Linked DNA regions of Mus musculus: region 2 is linked to region 1. The links are chromatin loops, found by intact Hi-C in ENCODE. Cell type or tissue: left cerebral cortex. All regions are shown on one strand. Links, peaks and the distances in the headings refer to the core of each region. The heading gives the core; the rest is flanking DNA.

What was found. A loop is a pair of places that touch in the nucleus more often than their neighbours do. Peaks named below come from ENCODE experiments on the same cell type or tissue, not always from the same donor. Only the 100,000 strongest peaks of a DNase experiment are listed, where the experiment ranks them.
Region 2: a loop joins it to region 1, with 2.3 times the contacts of the local background. A loop is called at or near these places in 4 of 42 quality-filtered maps.

Annotation. Positions count from the first base shown.
Region 1 is chr5:57,811,306-57,827,281 of GRCm38, reverse strand. The region is part of intron 1 of Pcdh7 (protocadherin 7); the gene reads right to left. Among named protein-coding and RNA genes, the nearest start is that of Pcdh7, 100 kb to the right of the region's middle. In left cerebral cortex, for the core only: no CTCF peak of the experiment used is centred there; DNase peaks (open chromatin) are centred at 5,646 and 7,474; H3K27ac peaks cover 1,649 bases.
Region 2 is chr5:57,713,544-57,729,519 of GRCm38, reverse strand. Pcdh7 (protocadherin 7) reads right to left here and starts at 11,439. Exons shown (of 3, transcript NM_001122758.2): 1 at 7,242-11,439. The coding sequence starts at 10,415. 4932441J04Rik (RIKEN cDNA 4932441J04 gene) reads left to right here and starts at 11,601. Exons shown (of 5, transcript NR_015588.2): 1 at 11,601-11,674. In left cerebral cortex, for the core only: CTCF peaks have their summits at 9,799 and 12,855; DNase peaks (open chromatin) are centred at 11,500, 11,991, 12,160, 12,776 and 10 more places; H3K4me3 peaks cover 8,000 bases; H3K27ac peaks cover 5,349 bases.

The DNA of each region.
Region 1 (15,976 bases), core at 4,165-12,164:
TTATTCTGGAAGTTCTATTCAACTAAAGATAGACTATTGACAAATTATATTAGTGCAGTTAATTTTTAAAAGCATGAGCTTACTCCTATAAACTGCTGTTCCGAATTCATATTTTTTCCAAAAATTCAAACAACCTTTGGGCACAAAAAAACCTTGACTTTCTATCAATCCTGCTTTCCCTTCACAAAATTCATAATGAATATTTATGACTTTAATTCAGTACAGATCCTTGAAATAAATACATGATGGTGCTATTGTTGTTTTAATGAAGATATCAGCTAGCATAGAACTTAAGTTTTGCTATTTGAGTTGAAATAATGATGGACTAAGAATAATCCCTTCGTTATTACACGAATAATCAGGGATAGGCTAGACGAAGGTTAATCTTACAAACTGCTCTATCAGAGAACCAGAATTTTCATCTCAGGACCAATACCAGGCAACTGCAAGAGATTCAACAAATTGCCAATCTGATCTCCATGAACATATGTGTATGAGAGAGGGAGCACATTGAAATGAAAGGATTATTTTTTTATTTAAAAAATTAGAATTACAAAGTAATGGTTCTTGTAATAAAGGAAGGAAACAAGGAAGTGAAAAGCAAGGAAGAGGAAGAAGCTAGAATGGCTTTGAAAAAAGAGCTGTTTAGTTGGGCATGATGGCACATGTCTCTAAGCAACAGGACTTCTCTCTCTCAGTGTGTGTGTGAGAGAGAGAGAGAGAAAGAGAGACAGAGAGAGACAGAGAGAGGTAGAGAGGGAGGGAGGGAGGAAGGAAGAGAGAGAGAGAGAGAGAGAGAGAGAGAGAGAGAGAGAGAGAGAGAGAGAGAGATCTTTTCTAGACAGACCCAAGCAAAAAGTGAATAAAATAGCTACATTTACCTAAGTCATGTCCACTACTCTAGGTCCTGGCAGCCATCCCATCTTATTAAACATTAATTTAAAAAGCCAGTCAATGCTTGGCCTAGTCTGACCTGCCATTTTGGAATTTTAAAGCAAGGTAGAAAGTAGCCATAGAGAACACATTAATATCTTTTGATATGTTAGACATGGTCCAAGGACTTAAGTACTTAAACCATCATGCCCCCTTCCAGAGTCTCTGGTGAAGCCTTGACCCTTCCCTTGCTGCTGCACATATCTTTTATGCCTTTATAAAGAGACTTCTATTAAAGACCACCCTAATGGCAAGACAGCGGTGCGCCAAGAAGCCCTGACAACAACAAAAGCATCAGACATGCTTTTGCCCAGACTTGCTGACAATCCTCAGGAAATGAAGCATATTGACTTGATGAAGTAGTTTCATCTTTTTTTTTTTTTTTTTTTTTTGGATATTTTATTTACATTTCAAATGTTATCCCCTTTCTCAGCTTTCTTCCCTCCTGAAAACACCCTATAACATCCTCCCTCCCCCTACTTCTTTTTTATTTATTTATTTATTTATTTATTTTTTGCAGCCTTGATAAGAGTCTTTATTCTTCGCTCTGAAATTTCACAAGCCAGGCCTCCATCTTCTGTACTGTTCTCAACATTATCTTCCAAGCTCCTACACAACATCTGACAGAGCTCTTAATGCTGAATGGATCTATATCTATATTTATATCTATATCTATATCTATATATATATATATATATATGTGTGTGTGTGTATATATATTTTTATTACGTATTTTCCTCAATTACATTTCCAATGCTATCCCAAAAGTCCCCCATACCCTCCCCCCCACTCCCCTACCCACCCATTCCCACTTTTTGGCCCTGGCGTTACCCTGTACTGGAGCATATAAAGTTTGCAAGTCCAATGGGCCTCTCTTTGCAGTGATGGCTGACTAGGCCATCTTTTGATACATATGCAGCTAGAGACAAGAGCTCTGGGGTACTGCTTACTTCATATTGTTGTTCCACCTATAGGGTTGCAGATCTCTTTAGCTCCTTGGATACTTTCTCTAGCTCCTCCATTGGGGGCCCTGTGATCCATCCAATAATTGACTGTGAGCATCCACTTCTGTGTTTGCTAGGCCCCGGCCTAGTCTCACAAGGGACAGCTATATCACCGTTCTTGCAACAAAGGCTTGCTAGTGTATGCAATGGTGTCATCGCTTGGAGGCTAATTATGGGATGGATCCCTGGATATGGCAGTCTCTAGATGGACCATCCTTTTGTCTCAGCTCCAAACTTTGTCTCTGTAACTCCTTCCATGGGTGATTGTTTCCAATTCTAAGAAGGGGCAAAGTGTCCACACAAAGTGTCCACAATAACATCCTCCCTCCCCCTACTTCTATGAGGGTGTTCCTCCACCGACCCAGCCACCCACCCACTCCCACCTCCCTGCCCTCAATTCCCCTACACTGGGGCATCTATCATAGGACCAAGGACCTCTCTGCCCATTGATGCATGACAAGGCCATCCTCTGCTACATATGCAGCTGGAGCCATCGGTCCTTCCATGTGTACTCTTTGGTTTGTGGTTTAGTCCCCGGGAGCTCTGGTGGTACTGGTTAGTTCATATTGTTGTTCCTCTTGTGGGGCTGCAAACCCCTTCAACTCTTTCAGTCCTTTCTCTAACTCCTCCATTGGGGACCCTGCACTCAGTCTAATAGTTGGCTGCGAACATCCACTTCTGTATTTGTCAAGCTCTTGAAGGGCCTCTCAGGAGACAGCCACATCAGACTCCTTTCAGCATGCACTTCTCAGCATCCACAATAGTGTCTGGGTCTAGTAACTGTATATGGGATGAATTCCCAGGTGTGACAGTTTCTGGGTGGCCTTTCCTTCAGTCTCTGCTCAACACTTTATCTCCATATTTGTTCCTGTGAGTATTTTTTTCTCCTTCTAAGGACTGAAGTACCCTCACTTTGTTCTTGCTTCTTTTTGACCTTCATGTAGTCTGTGAATTGTATCCTGGTTATTTGGAGCTTTTGGGCTAATATCACTTATCAGTGAGTGCATACCATGTGTATTCTTTTGAGATTGGGTAACTGTACTCAGGATGACATTTTCTAGTTCTATCCATTTGCCTAAGAATTTCATGAATTCATCTTATTTAACTGCTGAGTAGTACTCCATTGTGTAAATGTACTACATTTTCCGTATCCATTCCTCCTGTTGAAGGACATCTGGGTTCTTCCTAGCTCGTGGCTATTATAAGTAAGTTTGCTAAGAACTTAGTAGAGCATGTGTCCTTACTACATGTTGGAACATCTTCTGGGTATATGCCCAGGAGTGGTATAGATAGGTCATCAGATATTACTATGTCCAATTTTCCGAGGAACCACCAAAATGATTTCCAGGGTGGTTGTACCAGCTTGTAATCCCACCAGTAATGGAGGAGTGTTCCTCTTTCTCTACATTCTTGCCAACATCTGCTGTAATCTGCGTTTTTTATTTTAGTCATTCTGACTGGTGTCTGGTAGAATGTCAGGGTTGTTTTGATTTGCATTTCCCTGAAGACTAAGAATGTTGAACATTACTGTAGGTGCTTCTTGGCCATTCGACATTCCTCAGTTGAAAAGTCTTTGTTTAGCTCTGTACAGTTTGATGTAGCATTGATTTGTCTTAGGATTACTAAAGGCTCATGTACAGTACACAAAGGGAGGGAGAGAGAGAGACAGACAGACAGACAGACAGACAGACACAGAGAGAGAGACAGAGAGAGACAGAGGGAGACAGAGAGAGACAGAGAGACAGAGACAGAGAGAGACAGAGAAAGACAGAGACAGAGAGACAGAGAGACAGAGAGAGAGAGCTACTTAAAGAGAAAACCTATTGAAATTAAATAAAAATATACAGGAAAGTATAAATTAGACATGGCACTATATTACACAAAAATATAGCACCATTAATGGCCTCTTGGTTGATATCATAGGTTTTCAAAAGCAATAACAATTGAATTTCTTTTGAAGTGGACCTTATCTTCCAAGCTTCAACAATGAGGAAGCAAAAGAGAGATGTAAGAATGACTGGGTGGTCCTTCCTGGTATTTTACAGGACACATTTCCTATCTAGGCAACTAGCAGTACTGTGCTCCTTTGACAGGCTTGTCAGCACAGCACATCCATGTCTACCCAATGTTTGGGGATTCTGTGTGACAGGAGACTTTGCTCTCCTCATCCTGTTGACTTCTCCTTAACTTGTGAAGCCACTTGCCATCTGTTGACTGGAAGTGATAAAGTATTGCTGTGGAATTTTGACCTCTCATGCTATCTCCTTCCAAGTTTCTAACACATCTTATATAAACTTATGGTAACGTCCAAAGTCAATAGATCTCTGCCTGATATTCAGATAACTAAGCCTCCTGCAGTCCCAGAAACATACTTCAATATTTTTTTTTGGCCCATGCTTCTATTTCTTTAGAAACATCCAATCAAAATCACTTCAGTTTCTTCAAACCACATTTACATTCATTGCTTTTCCTTTTTCACTTAATAAAATCTTAAAGTTGGTAATTGTCTTAGTTTCATTTCTGTTGCTGTGATAAATCTGCTGTCAAAAGCAACTTGGAGGTGAAAATAATTTCCTTCACTTCTCAATTCCAGATTAGGGTCCATCATTGTGGAGAAATCAAGGAGGAAACTTCAAACAGCTAGTCACATTATAATTACAGTCAAGATCACAGAAAAATAAGCACACACATATTCAGTTGCCTACTGATGCTTAGGTGGATTTCTCTACTCTTTTATACTGATGGACCCATTTCCTAGTAAATGATTTGACTTGCATAGAGTTGCATGTTTCAATATTAATTAACTTAATTAAAGCAATCCCCCAGACCCACAGACCTGTATACTCACATAGATCTTGTATGATGCCTTTAAGTTGAATCGAATACAAAAATCTAACCATCATACCCAGACTTAAATACCTCTCTTCAGAAGGTAGACAAAGACCCCCAAATCAGGAAAAATAAAATCTCACTCCTTGGTTTCCTGACTATTGGAATTGCTTCCTCCTTAAACTGTGAAGTTCTTTCATGAAATTCGCCTTTGAATTGCAAAGTAACATTTCACCCCAGTGTTGGAGAAATTCAATATTTTTGATCCTTTTTAAATGGAAAATGTGCCCCTGAATGCTCTGTAGTATCTCTATAACTAGAAGTCTGCAGTTTTCCAGGAGAGCTGCAAATCAGATTTCAAGGCCTTGTTTTCTTAATTGAGACAGAGCACACGTACACGCTACGCTTGATGGATTATGATCGAGAAAGAAGATGATGCAGGCTTCTGAAACGATTATGAAGATGAACAACAAAAGGAAGTCTTCCCGAAGAAGGGGGCAGAAGAATGGCTTTTAGCAACGAGAAAAGAAAGTCCTGTGTTCATTGCAGGTTTTCAGAGAGACAGACAAGAGAACTAGCCCAAACATCCCTAAGGACTCACAAAAAAAAAAAAAAAAAAAAAAAAAAAAACCTCCTAACTCATAGGCCTCTGTATATTCTGAGTCTCTTACATTTGCTCAAGAATAAAAAGAAACTCTTTCTGCTGAGTAGAACAAGAAAAGAAACACTTTCAGAGTGAAATGTAAATGATAACCCTAAAATTAGAGAAATGCGAGATTCTGTTTGGGTTGAGTGCTTTTTGTTCTGCCGAGGCAGCATTCTCGGACCTGCACTGAGCTAGCCTAGCCCCCATCTAGAATAACTCCTGTCAGTTTTCCAACACATTTAAAGCCCCACATTCCAGTTTCTGATATTGTCAGTCTGATAAAAGCACAATGCTTCTTTCATATGACTTCCCGGGTCTTCTATCATACTCTGCTCTCTGCAAAGCGTCGCTTCACATAGTTGTTATTATAGAACTAGTACACACCGGTAGCGCCATATTAAAATTTTCAAGGACCTTAATTTAATCTCAGCAGTCTGTAGCTGTCACCAAGAAGGTAGCATCATACACTAAAATCATTTTGCACACCGTCAAAACAGGTCTAGCAGAAAGTGTTTAATTCTAGGTGATGGCTCCTGCACAGGCAGTAAAGGGCACTTCCTAACAAGGGCCTGCAGGATAGTAGTGGTGACGGCAAGCTCACCACAAAAGGCAAGCTCAGCAGATTTGCCAAAGCTAATAGAACCATTACCGCTACATGTCAAGCTATGAAAAATAGCAAAGGACAGGAGCATCAGAGTGAACGGGCCAAGGAGATAGCAACACCAACCGAAGACGATAAATCAGAATATCCAGTACAAACCTCCATCTTTCACGACCAGCAGAAAGCTACTCAGTCAGCCATGTTACCTACTCTATGAAATAAAAAATATTCTCAAGATCTCACATGGAAAAAGTTATCATGTCTTTGTTCATTTACAAATACTGTGATCTGTAAACAGACTTTGTTGTGTGAACATCTGCATCAAGATCAGGTCTAAGGAAGCTGATATTCTGAGATGTTATCACATTCAAGCAGACAGCTCTTATCTTATTTAATGCTTACTTTTCTTTTTTAACACTCTTATGTACAAAATTCAAACCCTTGTGAACGAAGAAAAGGATGGTGCATGAAAAACAAAATCCTGCTGCTTTTAAAAGGGAATTAACTCTACACATTATGTCTAAAAGCTAAGAGTCAAATGAGTTCAGGAGAAAAGCAGGAGGCAGTCAAGAAATAATTCTCAGGTCTGAAGATTTCATGTGGATTATCCTTCTCTCCCCAGCCTTCCCCACAGCTGAGTTCTGTATTAAAGGGCAGTTCCTCTTGTGCACTGACCACAAGAACTATGGATGCTTAAAAGCCTTGGACTTGAAATGCCCCACTTAAAAAAAAATACATATATGAATTTTTAATCTAAAGAGGTAGAGGCACAAAATAAGCAAACCAAGATGGATTCATAAAAATACACACAATATCCCCCTAGGAATGCAAAGCAGCTATTTAAGGCTTACAGTACCATTTAACAGCCAAAAAATAACAACACAAACAAAAGACGACAACGCCAACACCTGACCTTTTGCAGAGCTCACTGTTAGTCTGCACCAGGCTGTGGCTGTTTAATTCATCGCAATGCCAAACAAACAAAAAAAAAATGTTTTTTTTAGAGGTGGCATGTGGCTTTCCAAGCCCACCCTTCACCACCTTGTACTGTAAAACATTTATAGCACGCCGTCCTCCACTGGGCAAGGTTTTAAATTTACTAATTATTTTAAGTAAAATGTGGACCTAAATAATAGAAGAAGTCTGCAAATTAATGGAAAAGCAGGTGTGCTTTGCAAATGAATTTGCTGAAGGTAGGAGGGACTCCCATGACCTCACTGTCAAGGAGTTTAATTAATCATGCTTAAATGTGAGCAGCAGTGCTCAGGTTACATGTCTGAGCTTAAGGACTTACTCCTCTGCCATATCAGCCAATATCTGACATCCTGATCTGAGGGGACCACCAGTTACTGTGCTGCTATGTGACAGAGCTTACCTCAATTTATCTCACTTTTAATTCAACTGTTAATAAAACCTGAGTACCGAGAAACATCACTCAGAAGGTTCTGAATAGCGCCTCTGGGATACACATTTTATCCTTCCCACTGTTGCTATTCTTGCTACATCAGTATGCAGAAGTCATTTCAACTGAATATTCCTAGACACAATAAAACTGCATTCAGAAGGATGGGTTTGGGTTTAAATGAAAGTTTCTGATTCCAAAAACTCTTCTACCATGACTACAGCACCAAGGTACTTGAATATCTTAGATGTCTGAACCCAGGTCATATGTTACTGGGAATAACAAGGGAGGCTATGAAGGATAAGGATACTTCTTTGTCTTAGCAGAAGGCAAGTGCATCGGCAACAGAAGAAATCCATACATTCACTTCAGAATGGCCCACGGGGTAGGAAGTCTGCAGCACAGGGATTAAGCCAACTCTCACTTGAACCTGGAAAATGCCACAAGACCTAGCTTCATCTCAGAACCAGTTTATCATCCTTCATACTTGGAAACGATGTGCCAAGATAAAGACACACCAACTACCTGGAACTAACTGTGAAAGAGCACTTAGCATGTCTTCTCTGCACTCTGCATGTTACCTTACCTTCTGATAATCTCAAACTGCATATGCACATCCACACACAAACACAAGCACAGCGATAACTATGATACTGTCTTTAACAGGCAAGTTAAGTCAGAGAAGGTGCATCTCTCTTAGAATTGAAGGAGATGAACTCCAACTTCTCGGGGAAGACGAGGCAGGTGAAACGTGGGGTCCATCAGTCACATTGCTTCCACAGTCAGAAAGGAAACAGAGATGAATGTCAATGCATAGCTACTTGTCTCCTTCTTAAACAGCCATGGATCCCATTGCATGGGAGTGTGCCACATACCTCACCTAACCTACTTTAGAACAGCATTGTGATGGGCTCAAAAGCTTGTCTACAGCTATTCTAGAGTCTATCAAATTGATAATGTCAATCATCGAAGATAACCATTCAAAGTTTATATTGCTTTTCCTTGAAGGTGTTTTATACTCTTATAAATGTCTGCATATTTATTTATATAGCCTATGAATAAAAGAATCTCTTATTTAACCAATGTTTGGCAAACTATATAGAGTAGTCAGACACCAGAGTTATCTAGAGCCAATAAAAAGACTAAGCCAAGTGGTGGGGATTTAGCTTTTAGAAACAGGCACAATGCTGTGACTTACTGGATCCAAGCAACAAAGTTATTTAATCTCCTTAGCTTCAATTGCTTTATCTGTGACCTGGGAATTGCTACCTATTTTATATCTAGTTCAGTGATTCAGTATTTAGTACATCTATTGCTATATGATCAATGCTCAAGAAATGTTATATGTGGGAATGGTGTCACCATGTCAAGACACTACCAATTAGTCTGTGTTTGTTGTGGTGGCTCTTTTTACAATGTGTAAAAGGGTTGTAGCATATGGAGAACAGGGATAAATCTTGAGCTGAACATACCCTGCAATTTGACATGACACCCAGGTTGCTTCTCATTAGAGTTCACTTTTGTGAATGTTGCATTTTCTGCACATGTCACTTCTGGTAAGTTCTGGATCCTTGAAATTCTACAAATGTGCCCCTCCCCTGTTTGCTGTTAATGTATCTGTATGTTTTAAAGACAGATAGCATTTTATATGATGTATTGATTACAAACTAAAGAGTCTCAAAATCTATTAATTCCTTCAAATAATCTACTGTTGTTTATTTAACATATGGTTCCATTTTGGCACTGCAATGTACTGTTTCTCTTCCAAATAATGGGTTTCCATTTTTAGACTCATCTGAATATGATTTGTCATCTTTCACTTGTTGCTGCCCAGATGGTCTCCATGTGTAAGAGTTTGTCAAATACACTTCTCTTTGTTCAATCGGACCCTTTACAAATGGGTCAGATTTAAACAAACATGAAAAATCCATTCAGTTTAATACCATCTTTTAAAAATTTCTAGAGGGTGTTGAAATTTGTCTTCAAGTTTTAAAAATGTCTGAATCTAAACTATAAGAACAAAATAAACTAGGGTTATACCACTCTACTAGAGTTTTCATTCCCTGGTGAATCATTCTCTCTCTCTCTCTCTCTCTCTCTCTCTCTCTCTCTCTCTCTCTCACTCTCTCTCACACACACACACATGATTACGCTTTTATTATATTCTTTTACCGTGATTCAATTTTGAAAGTGATTAGATCACTTCCTATTTTTCTCTCTAAATGCTGTTTTATTTCTGTGATAATAAATTGATTTTTCTACCAAGCTATCTAAATTTTGAATTGAATAGCCTAAGATAATTATTTTGATTGATAAATTAAATGGACCTATTAAACCTTTAAGATCTAAACTGTGTTGGTTAATTGATTTATGAGAATTCAAGATTCAATAAATAAGAGCAATTCCTTAGTGAAGTTGATGCATTAGTGAGAAATATGTTATTAGGTGATTTTTATAATGGAGCATAGTCATATACACCTGGAAAACACTGTATAAAAAAAACTATACCTAGGTTATAGACTGTATAGTTTGGTATGTGTAGACCCTCCATCCCCCACAGACCAAAATGTCATGTAGCACATGAGTATACTTAGATCACTCTCTAAAAATCAGGACATGTTTAATATCTGCTACCCAAAGTCTTCAACAGGATTTATTCAGAAACCACAAGGCTATCACTTCTGAGCCATCTTTATCACACAAGACACCACACTCATCCACAACAAATCTCACCATCTATGTAGATAACTTTTTAGAAAAGTCACTTTTCAGAAGAGATAGGTTCCTTTATTAAGCCCAGGGAAAGAAGTTTATTCATAATATCTTGATAGAGGAAAATTCTACATATTCAAAACTATCTGATCAAAAGCTACTAAATAAATGACTTCATAACCAATTTTAACTTAATTATTCAAGAAACTATCATAACATAACACCCCCATCAAATTTAAGGCAGGGATAGACAATCTGAAGATGAGTCATTTAACTTGTCCTTAGCAAACGGCAACAGAGTCTATTTTTACTTATCTATTCAATTTCCCTTAACAATGTAAAATTCTTGTACAGGCACAAAGCCATCTGCATTTAATTAATCACACAATCCACCCAAACATTATCAGATCCCAGGAGAATGAAAAAGCATATTTATATATATAGTTAAATAGAGTCTTCATGTAATACATTTAAATCAGAGCACATCTAAATGATCCAGAAAAGACGGCAATGCTCTGCCTAGCCTGTTAAATCCATAATTGCAGGTCAGCAACAAATGTGAAGGCAAAGCCAAGTCAATGTTAATCCCTCTCATACAGAATTCCCTTCTTAGAAGACATTGCTTGCTTTGGAGGTCTCAGCTTGTAAAACAGAAAGATTTCAGAAGGCCTCACCCGTGGTCATGCACAGGATAGCTTTAAGAACTAGGAACACATCGCTCAGAATATATTCATCCATGTTGTGTACTGTGAGGTACAGTCCACCCACCTCTGTCTCACTCTGACAGAGGAAATGAAATCCACAAAAAGGTACCTTCCCCTTTTCAGGCAGGATATGATAATGCAAAAAAAAAAAAAAGTGGTCAATAATAGAAGCAATTAGAGTACAAATCAATCCGAGTAGGTTTTAAACCACAGGTGAAAGAAAAGGAGACAATTGAAAAGCTCAGGGTGGGGCTGTGTTTTGCAATCTTCCCTGCTGGTAATACGTTCCTTCTCCAGGTCTTGACATGTTTCTTAGTCATTGCCCCTTGAGGCTGGGTTTCCTGGGACCATGAAATCACATACACTAACAGCAAGAATGGCTACCCTGGAAACTTGTTCTAGATTCTCACGTAAAGTTTTCCAGTAAGAATGAACATGTCTGAAGTAAAGGAATCCCACAGCTGTTCCCTACATTTTTTATCAGTAAACACCTGAATTTTTAGTTTTGGTGGACAAATCTGTGCAAAATTATTTTGCCTGCATGGCTAAAGCTCCATATATAATAAATTATGATCATTGGAATTGAAAGGTCCTCATGAAATGGCTTTCCAGCTACACAAAAGGACCATCTGGCATTTGGAAGTGAAAAGCAACTGCATGCACAGGAGGAAGGTTTCATTCTGTTTGACCTGAAGTCTTCCTCTTGGATCCATTTGACAACTAGAGTATGGTAGCTGAGAAACAATAAAGAATTTCTCTGTTTAATTATTTAATTCAACAGAAAATCTCACCTTCACACAAATTAAATGAAGAAGTGAGAGAAAGGCAAATCAAATAAACAGTATCTCTCTCTCACTCTCTCTCTCAAAAGGGCGAGTACACGCGAACACACACACACACACACACACACACACACACACACACACACAGTGAAAGAGGGGGGAGCACACATTGTGCTTTCAAGTGCTGGAGTTAAGAGGAAGTGGACAAAGGAATAGGTCAGAGATATTACTTAAAAGTTAAATAGTTAGAGAACTATTTAACCGGGAGGAGCTTAAGAAGAAATAAAAGACAAAACAGATAGAAGCAATTGGAAATTCACAAGAAGCGTCTCAAAGGGCCAAGCAGGTGTAGACCCTGAGCTGGAGAAGATTTGGCCATGCTACACAAGCCAGGACGAGGCTTAATCTGGATGAGAGAGAAAATGTCACAGAGAGGAGTAGAGGTGTGAAACTCGGAGACCTGGAGGCTCTGGCTCTCCTAGAATTGAAATGGAAAGTCACAAGAAGCTTCTGAGTAAAGAAGTCATTTGAATTATGTTTTAAAAGAACACTGGCAATGAGTTTATAAATAGACTACTGTAGGGCACAGGGTTGAAAGCCGAGAGACCAATTACAATTAGATGTATTTAGGCACCATTTGCCAGACAATAAAAAGACAGTAGCATGCATGTCCTCCTCAAAAAAAAGTAAATAAATAAATGTCGACAAAGACAACACCCGCCCCAACAAAAATTCACCCCATTCTGAATAATGCACATTTCTGATCATTTAATTTTCCTGGATGATGAACCCTTATCTCAAAAGAAAAAAGTCAACGAGCGTGAAAATGAATGTCAGTCAACAGATTACTAAGGCCCCTATTCTTTCCTTAACTTCATCACTACTGAATTTTATCATTACTGCATACCCAAGTATAAACGATGTCGCTGATGAGGTTCTCTATATTTGAACAAAAGCAAAACACATCATCAAAACACTGATATCAACAATTGTCTCTTCCCTCATTCATCTTTAAGGAAAAGTTCACTGACTTTTTCCCTACTACCTCTTAATAGTGAAATTTTCCTCAAAGCCCCTGACAATCTATTTTAAAGAGCAGGTATACATTTTTACACCACAGACAGTGTTTGTAGTAGGTGTTCGGTCTTCCACTACCTAAATGCAGAGAGGAAATCATGTTTAAGTCTTTTTTCAGTTCTCATTTAAACGTGCACATAAAACTATGCACTTTCTGCTCCCCCACATCGAAGACAAGTAAAATAACTCTCGTTCTAAAGAATTGCCTAATGGTGAAAAGAATTACAATATAAATTTAATTTTTTAAAAAAAGCAATGTAATTAAAGAGGAAAGTCCTATCTTACATGTTTTAAAAGGTCAGTGTCAAAACTTGACATGAGAAAATGTGTTTCAAATTGCACCTTTAAAATTTAAATTCCTCTTTAAAGGAGTTCACTGCAGGAGAGCAATACTGCATGGGATTTAGAGCTGGAAATGCATTTTAGAGCAAAATAGGCCACTAGTGGCATTACACAAAAACTCCCTAGAACCAGGCATCATGAAAATTTCTTTAAATATATACAATGCGTTTTAAAATATCTGTGAAGTCTGTGACCAATTTTTACTAGTCATTTTTTTTTCTGAGTTTCCACTTACGAAGGGCAAAATGATATTTTTTTAAAAGGACCAATTCATCTATACAATTTAATTATTAATCAGGAAATTCATTAGAAGAATGGAGACTCTGTAAATCTAATCCACATTTGTTGATTTAATAAATGAGTTTACCTGTGTTGTTTCAAATCCTTGTCTGAAAATTCTGGTTCAGTAAGAGGCTGATTGGTACCTTATTCACTTCATTAATTTTATATAAACAAGTACATATGCAGTTAATTTGTGCACAGTTAGAATCATACATATAGCTAGTCTCCATCAGATTAATTATCATTGGGCTTTATTCTTTTTAATTAATATATCATTTATTTTGAGTTCATTAATAATTTTCAATATTTATGCTACCCACATAGATAATATAGGAAAGGGTCTTGCAGTGTTTTTTCATTCCTAGCATGTCATACAGAATATAGGGAAACAGATGCTCAATTCATGAGTCCTAATTAGCACATTTGCTTTAATAAAAATTACAGAGAAATTGAATCATTCATTTTATACCCTTATATTTATAAATAAGTTTGATGAGCTAGGAACATTTCACTAACTTTAAAGGAGATGTTTAAACTGGTAAATTATATAAAGTTTACTAAAGTATTTTAAGCTCCCGGCTCAACACCACCACCCCCCTCTCTTCTCTCTCTCTCTCAAAATAAAATAAACCTGAAAAAAAAAAAAGATTACCATGTCCACCAGTCCTCCTGCTTTCTATGTATGAGATGGATTTGTTTTTGAAGATTGCTAGTATCATGCACTGTAGCTATGTTCAGTGGTTCTCTACAGTCTCAGAAAAAAAATGATTTGTAAAGCTTTCAGCAGGAAGTAGCAACAAACTAGACTCTCTGATTGAGTTACATATCTCCCCAGATGTGCTCACCAACAGAAGCCTGATATATCTTCATAACGCTTAGAATTAGGTTTCCTACTTTTCCTAATTAAAGGCCTGATTATATTTATGACACTTAGAGGATTCAATATGTGCATGTTTATGCACTTGAAAAATTAAATTCATCAGCTCACCTACTACTCACTACATATTTTATAATAACAAGAAGAAGGGAAGTAGCCAAACATATTCTCAGAAAAGGAATTAGATGAATGATGTTGCCTCTTTATTACATGAGGGAAGTGGGAGGGTGAAAGGATTAAAGGATTTAAAACATGGGAAGACTACACACTCTGTTACATACTGATTAAGGCCTAGATGGAATGAGAGCAACCTCACAGAATAAAATGTACATTTCTTTTACCCTTTAATTTTATGGAAATAGTCTAAAAGAAGCCCATCCTTACAAATTGTATTACTCCTAACTGTCAAGTGTGGCCTTCAAATGTATTCCACAAAGAGTAAATGAGTAAATGATGACATATAATCAAGTTAAGAATTTATACTCTAATTAGGGTATTTAATTAAGGCCAAGTAAGGTTCTGAGACTCCAAATACTAAAATCATGTTACATATAATTTTGAAATTTTTACATTTCTAGGTGATAGTTTCAAGGTGTGTGAGGAAAGGAAGGTAGAATTAAGCCATATAGCATTTACTTAACATAATCAGACTCTAGTTTTGATCTCCAACACAGAACAGAGAAAATGTATGAAGAACAGCAAAACATTGACAATGAAATAATCATAAAGTCACAGTAATTAAGAGGTGACGATTACACTGACTAAAGACAGTCCCCAAGCCAGGCGTGGTGGTGCACATCTTTAATCCCAGCACTTGGGAGGCAGAGGCAGGAGGATTTCTGAGTTCAAGGCCAGCCTGGTCTACAGAGTGAGTTCCAGGACAGCCAGGACTACACAGAGAAACCCTGTCTCGAAAAAAAAACAAAAAACAAAAAACAAAAACAAACAAACAAAGAAACCCCCCCAAAAAAACCAGCCCCCCAAACAACAGAGCCTTATACGCTGCCTCTACATATACTGCATAGATCAAAATACTGACCCATTGCAATGTCCAATTCAATCCATTTTTTTTTCCTTTTAAAATAAGGGCAATTCAGTTGTAATGCTTTACTTCTCCAACACGTCCAAAGCTCAAGACCTGAGAAGACATTTCTGCAGGTTACATATTTCCCCACCAAGGACCAGTGTCCAGATTCCACAAGAATTACCCATATGAATGCTTAGTGGGCAAGTGGAGCAATCATATGAGCTCTGGATTAAACTGCAAGATCCTGTCTCAAAGAAGAAAATAGAGAGCAATCAAAGAAGACTCCCATTGTAAGCCTGTACACATGTACATGAACCCTCTTCAACACATTCAAACATACACCATAAACACATGAACAGGGAGAGAGACAAGGGGGGAAGGGAGAGAGAGAATGGGGAAGGAGCGGAGAGGGGGGAGAGAGTGAGCTTCACTTTCTTACTTGAAAAGATATACATTTCTAATGAGATAACATCACTTTGTCAGTTGAGCTTTGATACAGATGGTGTTTCAGACATCCTTGAATTACTCTACTCTAAGTTCCAAAAGTCTGGACCTTAGCTTTGTTCTCATCCTCTTCCTATAGAAATGCCACTAGTTGCAGGTACAGCTCATGTATTCTAAATCCTTTAGAACTTCTTCCAGCCTTCACCTCCTAATTAGGACCATATAACAACTCACAAAGGCCCTTAGCTGACTTGCTTTTGTGAGACAATATAGTCCTCAAAAACACTACAAAATATATTTTACATCTGGTTTGC
Region 2 (15,976 bases), core at 5,396-13,395, 99 kb after region 1:
CCTCTCTAGACACTTAGCCTGGGTCTTGTCTTAGAAACAAAATGAGAGGCAAACGATAATTGAGTTTTTTTTATTCAGGAATTTCACTGCCAGTTCAATGATACTTCAAAAAAATGGTCCTTTTGCAAGATCAGATAAACAGCTAATGGTCTAAAAACCCTTAAGTGTACATTAGGGACTTGTATGGGCTACAGCAGTTCCCATGACTTCAAACTACTGTGCTCTTCCAATAATCTTCATTATTTGTTAAAAAGCCATTAGACTGAAAATTATTTACACATACAAGACGAAATAGAATAAAAGAAAACCAAACCTTGGGACCATGGAACTCTTATCCAGTACTTAGGAACTTGGAGAAAATTGTAATGGGGGGTGGGGGCAGACAGCATGACAAATAAGTATAAAAGAATCAGACCATGTACAACACATAAGTGTACAATATAACAAATATATGCACAGATATACAGACATGGGTCAGGGGTAGAAAGGTTGTTCAGAGGATGTCAACTTACCTAGACCATCACTCCTACAACTAAAAGGTCTCATGCAATGGAACTTAATTCTTAGAACTGTAAGAATTACATCAAACATAAAAGCCTCCCTATTAATGTAGTCCACAAAACTGGCAGGTATATATTCCTTCTGAATTTGTCTCCAGTGACTTTGGTAAATCTAACTAAATTTTTAAAAATTCTTAATGAATTTATCGTCAACAACAACCACCTCTTGGAAAATTTAACCCATTGCAGTGTCTGTGTTAGACTCAGAAAGTCACAGACAAGTATGTTTTATTAAAGTGCTTGAAGTTTTTAATATTCACGAGTGGGTAAAAACACAAATGCTCATAGTAACATTCAGAATTGTAACACAGATTTGGCAAGAACTGTCTGTCTAGCTGGGAAAAGTTGTGATCACAATACACAGAAAAAACACTGATCAATTTAGGGTTTTATTTGAAATCAGTATTTAGTGTACTGTCGATGAAGACATAAGAAACTGAATTTCCCTTTGCACATAAAGCCAAAATCTTAGAATTATTATTATTACCAAAATATGTTTGGGGGTTTTCTTCCGAATGCTTTTCCTATCAAGTGTTAATGGTTGCTAGCCATCTCTTTGGGAACAGAACTGTAGACATCTGTGAATAATACATGCCTGTATTAATACTGCCTCTTTGGACCTTAACTTGCTTTCAAACTATTTATTTTCCTTAAATAGGTAAGAAAAAGCTTGGAAACATAATGCACAACAAGGAAAACAAACAGTGATTGGCTGACACCCCACGGCCAAGGGCAGGCTCCAGCAGGTGTCGTAGAAGCAAGGTGAAGACAGAGTATGGTGCAAAATGGAGCATCATATTAGAGTGGAATTCAGCCAAACACCGTAATGTATGGATGTACACGCATCTGAAAGAAGGAAAATAAAGATTTATGTAGGTTAAAATTAAAAAAAATTAATTAAAAAAAAAACATGTAGAAAAATCTCCCTAAACTCTTACACTCAACCACAATGCTGATATAGAGATCTGAAAATAGATAAACAATTTTAATTGCAAATTATAGATTTATGAAGAATAAATATGCTCAAGCTTGGGGGGGGCTGATTTGTCAGAGGAATCCAACATCAGGAGCCTTAATGGTTCTGTTGTTTGTACACAGCATTAGAGCTCGATACAAACATCACTAAATTCCTGAAAATAAACCTTCCTTCCGCCCTTCAAGCATTAATTCACTAGAAGTGATAATTAAGATTAGTTTTAGTAGTTTCAGCTCAGCTTTTTTTGTATGTGATTTCTCCCACTAACTAGTGCTAAATAAAGCACCGTGCAGTGTGCCTGACACAGACTCTGCTTTAGACAAGAGTTTAAGGGCTTTAAAAAAAAATTAAAAATTAAAAAGGAAACTGACTGTAGATTCACTGAAACAGCTTTTTTTTCCCTTTATATAGAGCTACAGAAAATGAATGGATTGAAAAACTTTCCATAGTCTAGAAGTTGGTTCTCTGTGTTTGAGTGTAAACAAGATTTGACTACACTCATTGCACAACGTTCCCCCATCACTGTCCTCTGCACTGAGGCTAATGACTGTTCCAGTTGATTCTATGACAAAACCGGCGCTAAGAGCCATTGACATTAGGAAATTTTACACTTTACATATGATGCCTTTGCAAGCTGACATTGATTAACAGCAACAATAACAACAAACAAAACACCTTATTTTTTCCAACTAGAAAAAAAAAAGTCTCACTCTTCTGTGAAACTTGGTAGTAAACAAACTGGGAGGAGAGGGAAGGCAGCGTGACATTGTGTGTTTAGGATAAATGCTGACACATCAGGTAATCTAGAAGCCGAAAGTGTTTGTCAGTTTTGGTGAAAAAGTAAACGATTACTTCAATAAAAATATACAAAGCTGGTCATGTTTAATGCTGAGCATATTTTCATTTTTTCCCAATAAAATGGTTTTCTAGTGAAGATACGTATAACAGTACCCATGACAAGAACATATAGCTGTCCTCACCATTGTGCTTAGTGTAAAATACTGTCAGTTTTTTTTTTTTGGGAGGGGCTATACTAATCAAAACCACATTAGCTCTGTTTCATCTACATCATCAATTGCTACCTTTCGTGAGATATAAAATTATGAATTTTAACTAAAATCAATAAGTTTGGAATTTTAAATTCCACGAAAGCCCTAGAGCTGAGGCCAAAATTATGCTACATGTAAAAAGGTCTATCTTTATAGTCAAATATATTAGAAAGACATACGTAAACCAAAACAGATTCTTGTCACTGCTGCATTCTACATAGAGAGACTGACTGACATTCAAAAGATGTTTTGCCTCTAAAAGTGGTTTAATGAGGACCCTTGGACTCTGGTCTATGCCATATCTCTAATTCTGTGAACATAGTCAGACTACCTTTTTATGCTAGCTTCTCGAGTTCCTCCTCTATAAATAGAGAATTGCTAAGATGGTACCTTCTCATTCTAAATTGTGATGTCTTTCATGGTTTTAGGTATAGGCATTAAGCTGTTGACTAGTATGCTTTACACATCAGTGTATGAACATCAGCACAAGATAAAGCCCTAGTGGCCACACAGTTGCTACAGAAGAATGTGTGCTTGAGTGTAAAAAAAAGGAGAAAGCTCATGACACAAAGAAATTGTGGAAACTTTATAGATTTGTTATCATTAATCACTCACATCAACTAATCATTAATTGATTCATTTGTTTACAATCAAATTTGGAGACCATAACTTGTTCTATGGGAACTTCCCTTTAAAGTTGCATATCAACTGTGGACCACATAACTGAATGAAGATTTCCATATGCCTTACTCCTTCAAAAACTCAGGTAATATTGCTTAGCAGATGTCCCTCTCCTATTAGTTATGAAGCACTTGCCCAGAATACTAAGCCAAATGTAAAAGAAAGATATGCGTATTTGCTGGGCTTCAGGAAAGAGTCCTTAGTTATAACCAGGTGAACTGCCTTGCAAGCGTTCTCCTGAAGAATGAGTCAGGATGCTGTGTAGAGCTGGCATCACTTTGCAGATATGTTACTGCTGAAATATATGTGCTAATGCACAAGCAGGTTGACGCTTAATTTTCATAAAATGGAGCACTCTGATACTAACAGAAAGGTACCCATTTGCTTCCAAAATCACAGTCATGTTTTTATAAAAGTTCACTTGTACTATTTTAATTAAGTGTATAATGAACATTGACCAAAATTTTATTAATTAGGGAGAACATTATTCAGACTAAATCAGCAGTTCCTTACAGAAGGAAAACTGTCAATGGAGTTAACAAGATTTTTTTTTATCCCTGAGTACATTGTGATCAGCTCAAAATGAATTTTAAAATAAATGTTTATTCAAACCCAAATATGAAAATTACCTTACATTTCATTCATGAAATACTATAAAACATTTTTATGTATAAAGTCATTATCTTTTAAAAAAGAAAGAAAGAAAGAAAGAAAGAAAGAAAGAAAGAAAGAAAGGAAGGAAGGAAGAAAGCACATCAAATGATAAATTCAATAGGATTTGAGAATAGCGGGATAACTGAAACTCTACATTTCTAGTGCATTAATTGTTGGGACTTTTGAAGTTTTATTGAAATTATTCAGCACAAATTTAAAAAGATAAATGAAATCCATTTCTTTCTTTTTTCTTTCTTAAATAAATCAGATGCACGGTTGTCCCTTTACATCACAAGATTACAAGCCACCAAGTTTGCCAAGCAACTAAAGAACTAAATGCAAGAGAGACAGTCTCAGAAGTGCTGTGGATGAGTTTCATGACGCACAAGTAAACATCAGGTATTGGATGGCAAAGACTTTTGCTTGCAATGCAAAGGCCTGAACTATGAAAAGCTAGGTTCCACCCCCCTCAGTTTTCCAATGTGTGAGTTTGAGAAATAATTTCATCCACTGTCCAACACACAGCCAGAGTTTGTCCAAGTAATAATAGATATCTGAAGTGTTCCTAGAGTCTGTGAAACCAGCTCAAAAAGGAAGGAGAAGGGAAAGAGAGTATAAGTTCTATTTATAAATTTTCAATTCTGGTGAGGTGTTGGCTCATTGTAGCCCCTAATACCACTTAAGAGAAACACTTAAAACTCTCATGCAGAAAAGACTGAAAGAAAGGTCACTTTCATTGTTTCAGTATAAATAAAGGAGTATCATAAGATAGTTCAGAGAAATTATAAATAAAATAAAGGCATTCTAGCAAATGAAATTTCACATTTTAAATGGATCCCTAAGAAATTTAAAAAGTGCAAGTCTCAAGTCTAATAAACTGAATGACTGGAAGTCTCAAATTTTAGATAAATTCATCTTTCAAAGAGGGAAACAGCAAAATCCTGTGTGCTAATAAACAAAATTTAATGAAAGCAAACATGGCTTCATTCTATGAACACTAAATCTTTTTTAAGAGTGTAAATAGAAACGTAACTATGTATGATACAAACAAAAGTCCAGACAAAGTGGACTGTATTCCTGTCCGATGATGCAGAATGTAACTTTGAAATGGATCTATTGTCCCCTGAGAGCAATATCGAGCAGATGAAACTATCAATTACTACCATTAATTACATTAGGGGGAATGTGTTTCATTTGCCTTTATTTTATTGTAGGTCAGCTATTTGCTTGTGGTTAAAACTTTATACATCTTTGGAATATCTAATGGCCTGCAAGTTTTCCAAAGTCACCTTTAGCAAGCTGAGTGATTCATTCCACTCACTGTGTGGCTTTCCTTTTTTGGTAAATGGACTTTGCTTAATTGAAAGACAAGTACCATACATTAGTTAATGTATGAGCGCATCTCTTTGCTTTTCAAATGGCATGCCAGTTGTCTTGACATTAAGTGCTTTTAAATTTCAAGAATGTAGTGCTGCCCCCCAAAGTGAGTCAAACTCAGCTTAAGTGAAACCACACTCCTCGTGTTTGGATACACTATTTGTAAATTTGCCATTTTATAGACCCATTCAAAAGCATACAATTAAGAAACTTGGAATGCAAATCTCACTGTCATGGGGCAAAACCACTATTAGCATGGTGACAGGATGCAAATAGTCTGTATAAAGCCATCTTCCATTATGCTGTACTTAGGTTATTGTTTTCTAAGGAAATTCTAAGACCTCAGGTGTATATAAGTATATGAAATGTAATGTTGTATATAAATAACATGAAAAAATGCTGTATGTTTCATTAGAGTCTTTCTTATTTACAAAACTGATGAAGATATTAAACACCAGGCCAAAACACATTGCTTTTAACTCCAGGCAAAGCAAAAACACAACAGAAATAAACTCTCCACAATATCAAATAGTGATTTCAAGTAAATAAATTATTCAAGCTTACATGCATCCAAAGATCTACTTTCAAAAGCTATTTCATACATAGTAGGTCAAATCTATATTTTTTTTACTGCTTTTAATAAGGTATTTTAGTAGAGTATTTTTTTAAAAGTATATTACTTCTGCTCCTTCTTATTATCCAAAATAAATGCTATAAAATAAAATGCTAAATGTAGAAAATATTTTAATATTTAATAATACTGAAAGCTATGAAATATTAATATTTATTCTCTATTACACATTGAATGAGACTATATAAGAACTTTCTCTTTCACCTCAATTCTCCTCGGATGACACATTCTACATGTAAAACATATCTGGCAGACAAACCTCCATATTACAGCATTTAACAAGTCATAAATGTAATTCTTAACGTCAATTTTTGTAGTAAAACACATGATGCTTTTTCTCTTTGCAGTGTTCTGGCCAGCAGCTCAGCACTTTCCTAAAGGATTTATTTGCTGTGATTTGCTATGTGACAAAGTTTGGTGGGCATAAAAAGTAAACTTCTTCATAATGCATACCACACAAGCAAACTATAAAAATAAATCTGATATAGTCAGAAGTTCCCCTCAACTATATATATATATGTTTTCCACATTACACCTGGAGACAGCTATGTCAAATAACACACAAAAGTAACACAAAATTTTTCTTTTTTTCTAGTAATTCCCAAAACATCCACAAATACCTTCTACTAAGTACAACTTAATTTTGTTTACAAGCTTTGGAATATTGAATATGAAGAATTCAGGTGCTGATTGCATATCCACATAGGAGCCTAATCATTATGAATAAATGTTGTTATAGATACAAAGTATTAAAAATGCAATTATGCATGGCACTTGCTTATCATTAAGCATTTTCAAGCCACTATTTCCATCCAATCAAATGACTTCGGTAGGATTTCAAGACTTTTGCCTTGGCTCTGCATTTCTTTGAATCAGTGTCTGCTGACTTGTAAAAGCCGGCATGATTCATGACATAGTTAAAACTTTTCAGTGCCCAATTAGAATGGGCATCAGTTGTAACTCTAGAAAATTTTCACTTAGAATGCTCCCAAAGAGATATACATATTTACATAAAAACACATGAATTAAGACTGTCAAGTGCTAGGAGAAGCACAAAACACTACCTTTCCCTTAGATTCCATGTAAACCCAAAGTTTAGTTTCAAAAACAAACAAACAAACAGACAAGAAACCAGGAACACATCTCTATCCTATAAGGCCTCTGGTACATCAGTGGCATATAAATGCATGCCAATCTAGTTTTCAAATGAGAAGAACCCTTATACAGGAAAGACACAACTTCATAGAAGCTGCTCTGTCTCTGAGTGATCAGCCCTCTCTGGGGTATGTAAACACATCTGGGATCTATCTTACCTGTTTGCTGTACTTGTTACTTGTTTGACAGCTGTACTCGGAGCAGTGATCTGATCCAATTGAAATGTTGTCTCCTGCTCCCACAAATGTGTTGGCTGGTGGTAGATCTTGTACAGCTTGATGTTTTTTCCCTGCAGTTGGTGACTGGGGGTGAAGCTGGACAGTAGGCAATGGGGAACTGGATTTGTAATGCCTTGCCAGGTCGGGACTGCCAGGCCCACCATTAACAGATCGGTATCGGCCCATGCTTGGGCTGTCTGACAGCTTCTCATTGACACTATCATACCTCTGTCCATTTGGTTTAGAAGCTTCGACAGTGACGATACTGCTGTAGAGTGGCTGCTTAGATTTTTTGTTTTTCTTGTCCTTTTTAGGCTTTTTAGATTTGTCATGCTGCTGGGGTGTAAAAAAGTCCTCATGGTCTTTTTTGCCAGCTTCGTAGCCATTTTTATTTTTGGACCTGCAGTATCTTGCCATCATGACAATTAAAATGATTAGAATCACTGTCATAATGCCAGCAACCACCCCAATGACAATACTAAGTCTCTGTTTGCTAATTTCATAGCTTGGGTCACCAGCTATATCCTGGGTGAGTGGGGTATGCAAACTTCGGACTATCTGAGAGTCAATTACAGTTGCATTGGAAACACTTTCATTGACAAATACATGCACCAAAGTCGTAGTGGACTGGGAAGGCTGGCCACTGTCATTCACTTGCACAACCAGCCTGTGCAAGCCATAATGCTTCTGGGTGAGTTTCCCCACTAAGGAAACCACACCACTGGTGGAATCAATCTCAAACAGCTTGAAAGGATTCCCTCCCACAATGCTGTAGTTCAAGTCCGCATTGATGCCATCATCACTGTCTGTCGCTAACACTGTAGCTACTACTGTCCTGACATTACTTGAAGGTGGCAGCAACGTGTAGGAAATGTTTCTGGGAAGGGTAACTGTGGGAGCGTTGTCATTTTCATCCATCACAAAGAGAGAGACTGTGGCTGTGGCCGACCTGGGAGGATCTCCCCCATCCACAGCCTTCACTCTGAAAGTGTACGTAGTCTGATGTTCCCTGTCAAAAGACATTGTGGAGTAAATGGTCCCTGTGTCATTTTCAATAGAAAAAATGTTACTGTTCTCCTCTATGTACAGGCTCATCTCTGCATTCCGTCCCTTGTCAGCATCCATCACGGTGACCATCCCCACAGGGCTGTTGGGTTGTAAGTTTTCCTTCACATAAAAGGTAAAGACATCTTGCATAAACTTAGGGTCGTTGTCGTTTTTATCAGCCACCTGTACAATCACCGTGGTGCTGCCTTGCAGCACTGGGATGCCTTTGTCTTTGGCATTAACTTTAAACTCATACCTGTCAGTCTGCTCCCGGTCCAGTACTGTATTGACCAGGATGTCTCCAGAATCGGGATCGATGGCAAAAGTCCCCATCACTGAGGAGTCCAGTGAATAGGCGATCTCTGCATTCTTCCCGCTGTCAGCATCTGTCGCCAGCACTGTGGCTACCCTCTCCCCGGGAATGTTGTTCTCTGGAAAGTAAACCTCAACCACAGACTGGCCAAAGACAGGAGGGTTGTCATTAGTGTCTCCCACCTTGACCACCAAGGAATTGTTGCTGGAGAGGCTGGGACTGCCAGAGTCCACAGCTACTATGACCACGTTGAACTCCCGGGTGGTCTCATAGTCTAGTGGGGCTGATGTGTGCAGGAAGTACTTTTTCTTGTTTTGATCGCCTTCTGTGTCGCTGGCTGGCTTAAGCTGGAAAGGAACGTCTCCCACTACGGTACAGGTGACTACCCCGTTCTCGCCTTGGTCACGGTCGGACACCTGAACCAGGGCGATGGGGGTGTCCACCAGGACATCTTCGGCTACGTTGGCCACCCCGTCCTTAAGTGGGATGCGCCCTATCTTGCGAATTTCGATGGAGGGAACGTTGTCGTTCTCGTCTTTGATGTTGAGGACTACGGTGGCCTTATCAGTCTTGGGGGGCTGCCCGCGGTCACGGGCCATTACTGTGAATCTCAACTGGTTCACTTCCTCGCGGTCGATCCGGTGTAAGACACTGAGCCAGCCCGACGTTTCATCCAGGCGCAGTAGCCGTCTTACCGACTCGGTGGCAGCCCCAAATACATACTCGATCTGTCCATTGACCCCTACATCCAAATCGGTGGCGCGCAACTGTAGGATGGGGGTGCCCGGAGCGCTGTTCTCAGCCAGGTCAGCCTCATACACGCTCTTCTCGAAGCGGGGGCTGTTGTCATTCACGTCGGTGATGAGCACCCGCAAGATGGCCTGCGAAGACCGAGGTGGGTCGCCCCCATCGCGCACTCGGAGGGTCAGCTCATAGGAATCTCTCTGCTCCCGGTCCAGCGCCCCCTTCACGATCAGCTGCGGTTGTTTCTCGCCGTCTGGAGTGTCTGCCACCTGAAGCTCAAACACACTGCTTCGGCCACTAGGACTCGTCCCGCCGCCACCCTCAGGCGCGTCCAGCCGCCGCTTGGAGCCTCCAGAGCCGCCGCCGCTCGCGCTGTTCCCGCCGCCCCCTGGGTAGGGGGCGCTGTCCGCCGGCCCCAAGCGCCTTCCCTCGCCGCTGCCGCCGCCACCCCCGGGCTCCTGGAGCAGCTCGTAGCGTTCGATGCCATTGCGACCAAAGTCACGATCGGTGGCCGTGGGCAGCAGGTAGAGCGTGCCTACAGGCCGGTTCTCCTCCACCGTGAGCGTGAGCACCGGCGACGGGAAGGTGGGCGTGTTATCGTTGATGTCCAGCACGATGACCCGACCCTCAAACAGGTCCACCCAGCTCTGTGAGGGCCCTATCACCGACACCTCGAAGTCCAGGAAACATTCGTTCTCGTCGAAGATCATCTGACATTGGGGCAGCTTTTCTCGGTCGATGCGCCGCTCACTGGTGCTCAGCTCGCCGGTGAGGTTGTCAATCTTCAGATACTCAGAACCAGACTCAAGGCTGAAAGTCACCTCGCCGGAGCCGGTCACGATGCCCAGGTCCGAGGCCACATTGCCGATCCGCACGTCGGCGGGGCCCTCCTCGGCCAGCCGGTACCGGAGCAGCTGCTTGGCGGCGGCCAGGCTGAAGCAGAGCGGCAGAAGGAGACAACAGCCCAAGCACCAGCCGCGCGCCCATCCCGTGGTCCGCATCCTCAGCATCTTCTCTTGCTGCTGCTGCTACTGCTCCTTCTAACCACAACCCCCCTCGGCACCCCCCTCCTCCGGGGCTGGCCGCCTGCCCTCCCCTCGGTCCTCCTCTCCGGGAAAGGAAGAAACGAGAGGGAGGGGAGGGAGGGGGCCAGAGTAGCGCGTAGAGTCGGCCGATGGGAGGGGGGCAGCTAGAGATGCTTCTTTTTTTCTCCTCCTGCTTCTTCCGAAAGTTATTGTTTCATAATTCATGCAATGGGTGCTAATCGCCCGCTCGCCGGCCACCGTTTACTCGCAGTACTCACAGTTCACGGGACACTGCGCGCCACGGGCTCGGTGCCCCCACAAAGTCATCCCCGCAGTGGGAAGATACTGAGATCCAGTCTCCAAGCCCTGGGAAGGGGCCGGAACCGCTTCTGCAAGAGGGCGGCGGAGCCTGGTAGCGGACTAGAACAAACCTGCAGCCTTCCCCGCCTGACAGCAGCGTTAGTCCTTACTGCTACTCGAGTTAAGTCCAATTCACGTTCCAGCTACTCACTCTAGACCCAGGCTCTGTTTAGGCTCCCGAGGTCCAGACAAACCTGAACCGCTTCCTGCTTCAGGCTCTGGGGCGAGCAACAAGCCAGTCTTAACTCTGACTCCTCTTAAGCAGCCGGGAAGCCACTCAACATATCTTGAATGAAAAATTCCACGGCAGGTCGCTTCGGGCAAGGTGCAGCGAAAAGACGCCTCGCGTCACAGCTCGGTCCGCGACCGGGTGCTCCCGGCGCGCCAAAGAGCAGCCCGAGCCATCTTCAGAGACGCCCAGAGTCGGTCGCTTCTCACCCCGAAGAGCTCCGGTTTCTCTTTTTTTCTTAACAACTCTGCGCAAGGTCATTAGTCACGAAGCCGCCGCCTGAAACCGCAGCAACCATTCGCCCGCGGGGGCGAGAGCCGAACCGTGCGCACCGCGCGGTGCCCAAGTTTGGATTCTCAGCCGCAGAGTCCGTGCCTTCCCTCACCTGCATTCGGCCCGCGTGTTGGAGCAGTGGGATCTGCAGCGCTGTGCGCGATTCAGGGAGGAGATTGCAGCCTCTCTCTCTCTCCCCGCTCTCTCTCGATCCCTCCCCTCCCTCCCTCCTTCTCTTTCTCTCCTCCCTCCTCTTCTCTCTCCTCCCTCCTCTCCTTTCCCCTTTCCCCCCCTCTCTCACTCTCTCCAGCACAGTCTCTCAGCTTCTTCCAGTCTCAATGCGGGGAACTCGAGCTGAACTTGATCCCTTTGCAGTTCAAAGGTGAGCAAGCCTGGCTCCGTGCATCCGCGCGACACTGGCCCGGTGAAAGCTCACGACCGGGCACTCCTAACGGCAATTAACAAAGATGCCCAATTCTGTCCGGATTTCCAAAGAAAAGCCAAAGCCACTGGGGCGGGGGTGGAGGGGGAGGTGGAGTCAAACAGAGCTGCCAAGTAGCTTAAAAAAAAAAAATCTAGTTTGCCAAAGGGAGAAAAAGTGCCAGTCGGCTGTTGTCTCGGAAGTGCCCTGGCGCGGCGGGTGAATTCCGCAGTTGTCTCGTCCGCTTTCGCGTCTAGCAGAGTCTGGTGCGCGCGCTCCCGCCGCCTCTCTGGCTGTGGCTGTTCCGAGACACCGAATCGCTCCGGGGAAGCTCCTACTCTCGCTACCCACTAGCCGGAAACCCGCAAGTTTGCATAAACTGGTGGTTGTTGCGGAAAGCCCGCGGGCTCCGGAGTCAGACTTGACTCCGACGCTGCAGCGGCGGCGGCGGTATCCGAAACTACACAGTTGCAGAGAACCAGGGAGGAGGGCCCAGGGAAGGGAGGCGGGAGGAAGGACTAGCCAGCCGCGGCGCTCACCGAAGCCAGGCTTCGCTTCGTGGGGCCGACTGAGAACTGCCCAATCTCAGCCCCGATAAGCCAAAGTCTAGTCTCCTTAGGCAGTTTGGGTGGGGGTGGGGTGATTCTTTTTCCCCCTCTAGGGCTGGTAGACTAAACCCGGCTGCGTGGGTAAGAGCTGAAGTGAGGGTGTTAGTATACCTTCCTCCCACGTCTACCCTCAGACGATGCCCCCCTCCCGCCCCAACTCCCACCCGCAACGTGTCTTCGTTTCGCAATTTAGCATCTGGGTTAGTGAATTGCTACTGGTAGGCTGAGGTCGATGTCTGAGTTCCGAAAGCCAAGCTTGTGTTCTGCCAAACCGTGACGGGCTGCAGTAGTGAAGAGAGAGCATCAAACTCCAACGAGAGCCAGAGAGGATCCTTTTTTGGAGCCCAGACTTTGGAGGTCTGGGTTGGGGAGGGGAGAATGCCTGCCTTTGTTTAAATGCTTGGAATTCCTGTCATCCGGCTCTCACTGGGGATAGACCGTGTGTGCACGCGCCTGGGGAATAAAACACATGCTAGAAGCCTGGGTATTATTTTCTAAGCAGAGCCTGCAGCTTTTAGTAACCGGCAAAGTGTAGCGTCACCTATCTGGATATAAGGGAAATAAACTTTAATGGCAACTTTGTGTACCGAGTATGCTTAACCTCTTTTCTCTCCTTTTGACTTTGTGCCTCGTGATCCTCCCTGCCATTCCCGGGCGTGAGGCTTCCCCGGTTCTCACTCATGACCACCGCAGTCTGCCAAGTCAGATCTCAGGGCTGGTGGTGTATTTCGAACCGAAGCCCACTTCTCATGTATTTCACACTGTCAAAATAAAGACCCTCTACCGAAAGATTAAGAAAAGACGAAGGTAGTAGGTGGAGTTTGTGTCGGGTCCTTACTATCTCGGAGAATGTTGCTAGGAATTTAAGGGTTCCTTTAAAGACGAATTTGCATGCCCGATCTAATGCTCACGGAATCAATTTTACTCTGAGACCAGAGGAGGCAGAATGACTTAAATAAGTCAAACACCAATAAAGTCTAGGAGCAAAGGAAGCGCGCGGTTGTTTGGAGGAGCGCGGCGAGGAGTGTGTTTGGGGGCGGGGGAGCGACAGTGGTTTCCAAAAGCTCTCCCAGGAGGGGCGGGGGTGGAAGCGCGGAGGACGGAACCGTGAGTAGTATGTGCCAGGAGCTAACGAATATTTCCCTGTCCCATAAAGCAGCATCTTTCCGGGAGGGGTGGCTCCTCCTCCTCGGCGAGAACGGCCTTCCCCGTAACCCTCCGGCCGCCGCCACCAGAGCTCTCAGCTCTGTATCTGCAGCATCAGCGAGAAAAGCCTGGCGCGCAGGCTCAGTGCGCACCGCCGCAGTCTGAAGGAGGGGGCTGGCGCCGCAGCGCCTCAGCGGCCGACGAAGTGGCAGTAACGCGATGTCCCCCTCACATTTGGAAGAATAGAGGTTTATCTGAATGCCAGCTTTCTCCCGATCCAGACTGGAATGGGAAGGGGGACGTCACCTCCACTGCGAGGCTTTGCGCTGTGCATTCCGATGCGTGGTAGTGTGGCACTCACTCCCCTCATCGCCTTACTAGAATTTTGCAAACTTCAAGCAATCGTGTGGGCAGAAAGACATTATGCACTCCCTCTTCCCTTGTCAGACCATAAACTTGAATAACCCTCCTCTGCCTCTTCAAGCATTTTCCCGCCGCTCTTGACAAGGGTGGAGGGAGGGACTGCGTGGTCTACTCTTGCCTAGAGTTTGCATATATTTCCTCCCCACGACGATTAGGGGACAGGGGTGCAGCGCGTCCTTCACACTGTAGTGGTTTCCTCTGAGAGAGGGAGGTAACCTCCTCTCGCCCTCCCCACTTATCCCCACCGACTCTGCCGCGGAGCCAAGCCAGCGTGGGAAATGGGTCCGACGTGTGTTGCATGGATAGCAGCGCGGCCAGGCTGCTGTTGGGCCGGGAAACCTTGCTCTGCTCCCTCCCCCACCAGTCGCCAGCTCCGACCTTTCCGCCAGAGAAGTGGCAGCTCCTTTGCCGCCTCCCCCTCCCCCAGCGGTTCCTGTGGACGAGAATGGAATGGGCGGGAAGAGGGTAAAGGGGGGTAAAGTGGGGTAAAGGGAGGTAAAGGGGGTGACACCCTCCTAGCGCCCTTGCGGCGGCCGTTGCTCCCAATCCTCTTCCGCCCCCTGTCTGGGCGCTCACACCACTGCTGTAGCCTCCAGCCCGTGTGCAGGGTGAATGAAGGCGAGCAGTAGTCCCGTCCCCCCCCCCCCCCCGCCCCATTTCCGCAGTCTTAGAGCTAGTGTCACAAGTGCTCAGCAATTTCATTAAATGGAACCCAGGGACTTAATCCTCCCAGTAGCAGACCTCACCAGGGGAATGTGATATCCGGATTCGCTCCCACCCACAGACCCCACCCGGTCTCTCACACCCGAGGCTGCTTTTATCGTCTCAACCTGAGAGGCAAGGTTCACGAGGAAATGGGATCAAAAAGTGTAACCGGCTGCAAGAAATTAAAGAGGTTGCAGTTGCTTCTGCCGCCGCCGCGGCTTCTCTGGCAGACAAAACCGAAAAGGAGTAGTGTTCTAAAGACTGCCTTCATCAGTAACAGGACGTCATCATTTGGAGGGAGCAAAATGTTTTAGGGAAGATTGAAACGTTTACGATCTTTTCTTTGTTATTTAAAAGGAAATGCCCCGTGATAAGCATACATGTAAAATAAAGCAGACATAAAAATGAAATTAATTAAAATCCAGATATCCCATGCTAATATATGTCAAAGAAAAATCGGAGTGCTTTTCTTTGCCAAACACCGTCCTCCAAACTTAACAGTTCAAGTACTTTTTCAGTTAAGAACGTTGGTGACAGAGCAGGGTGGCAGGGATAGTATTTGGGGGTCCCTTAAGTGGCTTAAGCCTTTTAAAAATGAAGACTGGCAAAAAAAAGTAAGGACAACAAAGTTTTCAGTAAGGCTAAGAAGCAAGTGCCAGCGGCAGGGTTTCAGGGTCGGGAGTCTTTCATTTATAATAGACGCTCTATTATTCACAAGAATGCGAGAAAAAGGTTAAATACAGTAAACATGCTAGCCAGTCCTGGAGAGAAATATAAAGCACTAAGTACACGGGAAAGAGAGAAAGTGACTCAAGAACTCCACCAAGGGACAAACAGTGGAAATGACACCCGACATCTCCAAACGCAGTGACCTTTCATCTTTAAGGAAAGGTTTTCTTCCAGGCCCTCTTCCAGGTGCTGCGGGCTGTTCCTACGTCATCAGCGATTGTCCTAGCTACTTTTGGTAAATTTAATATGTCAGTCTTCTTTCTCAGTATTTATAAACACTTACCCATTAAGCATATACTTTTAAACAGCAGACATAACAATCTGTAAATGTCTAGTACCAAAAACAAAAGCAACAAACAAACAATCAGAAAAAAACGATTCGAGTTCTTGGGTAGAGACTTTTGGCTACATTTTTTTTTCAGCTTGAAATCCATGGTTGTAGTACTAAAGTGTGGGAGACTGAAATGGTTGAATAATTCATTGTGATAACAGCCTTTTGATGGACATTAAAACTCAGCAGTTTAAATAAGGAAACCACAGACTTCCTTTTAGGCAGGTAGCAACTGCTTCCATCAGTGGTTACTTAATTGGTCTCTAGCCAAGAAATAACATCTTCTCTGCTATTTAAATCTTGTATGTAAGCTATACATTA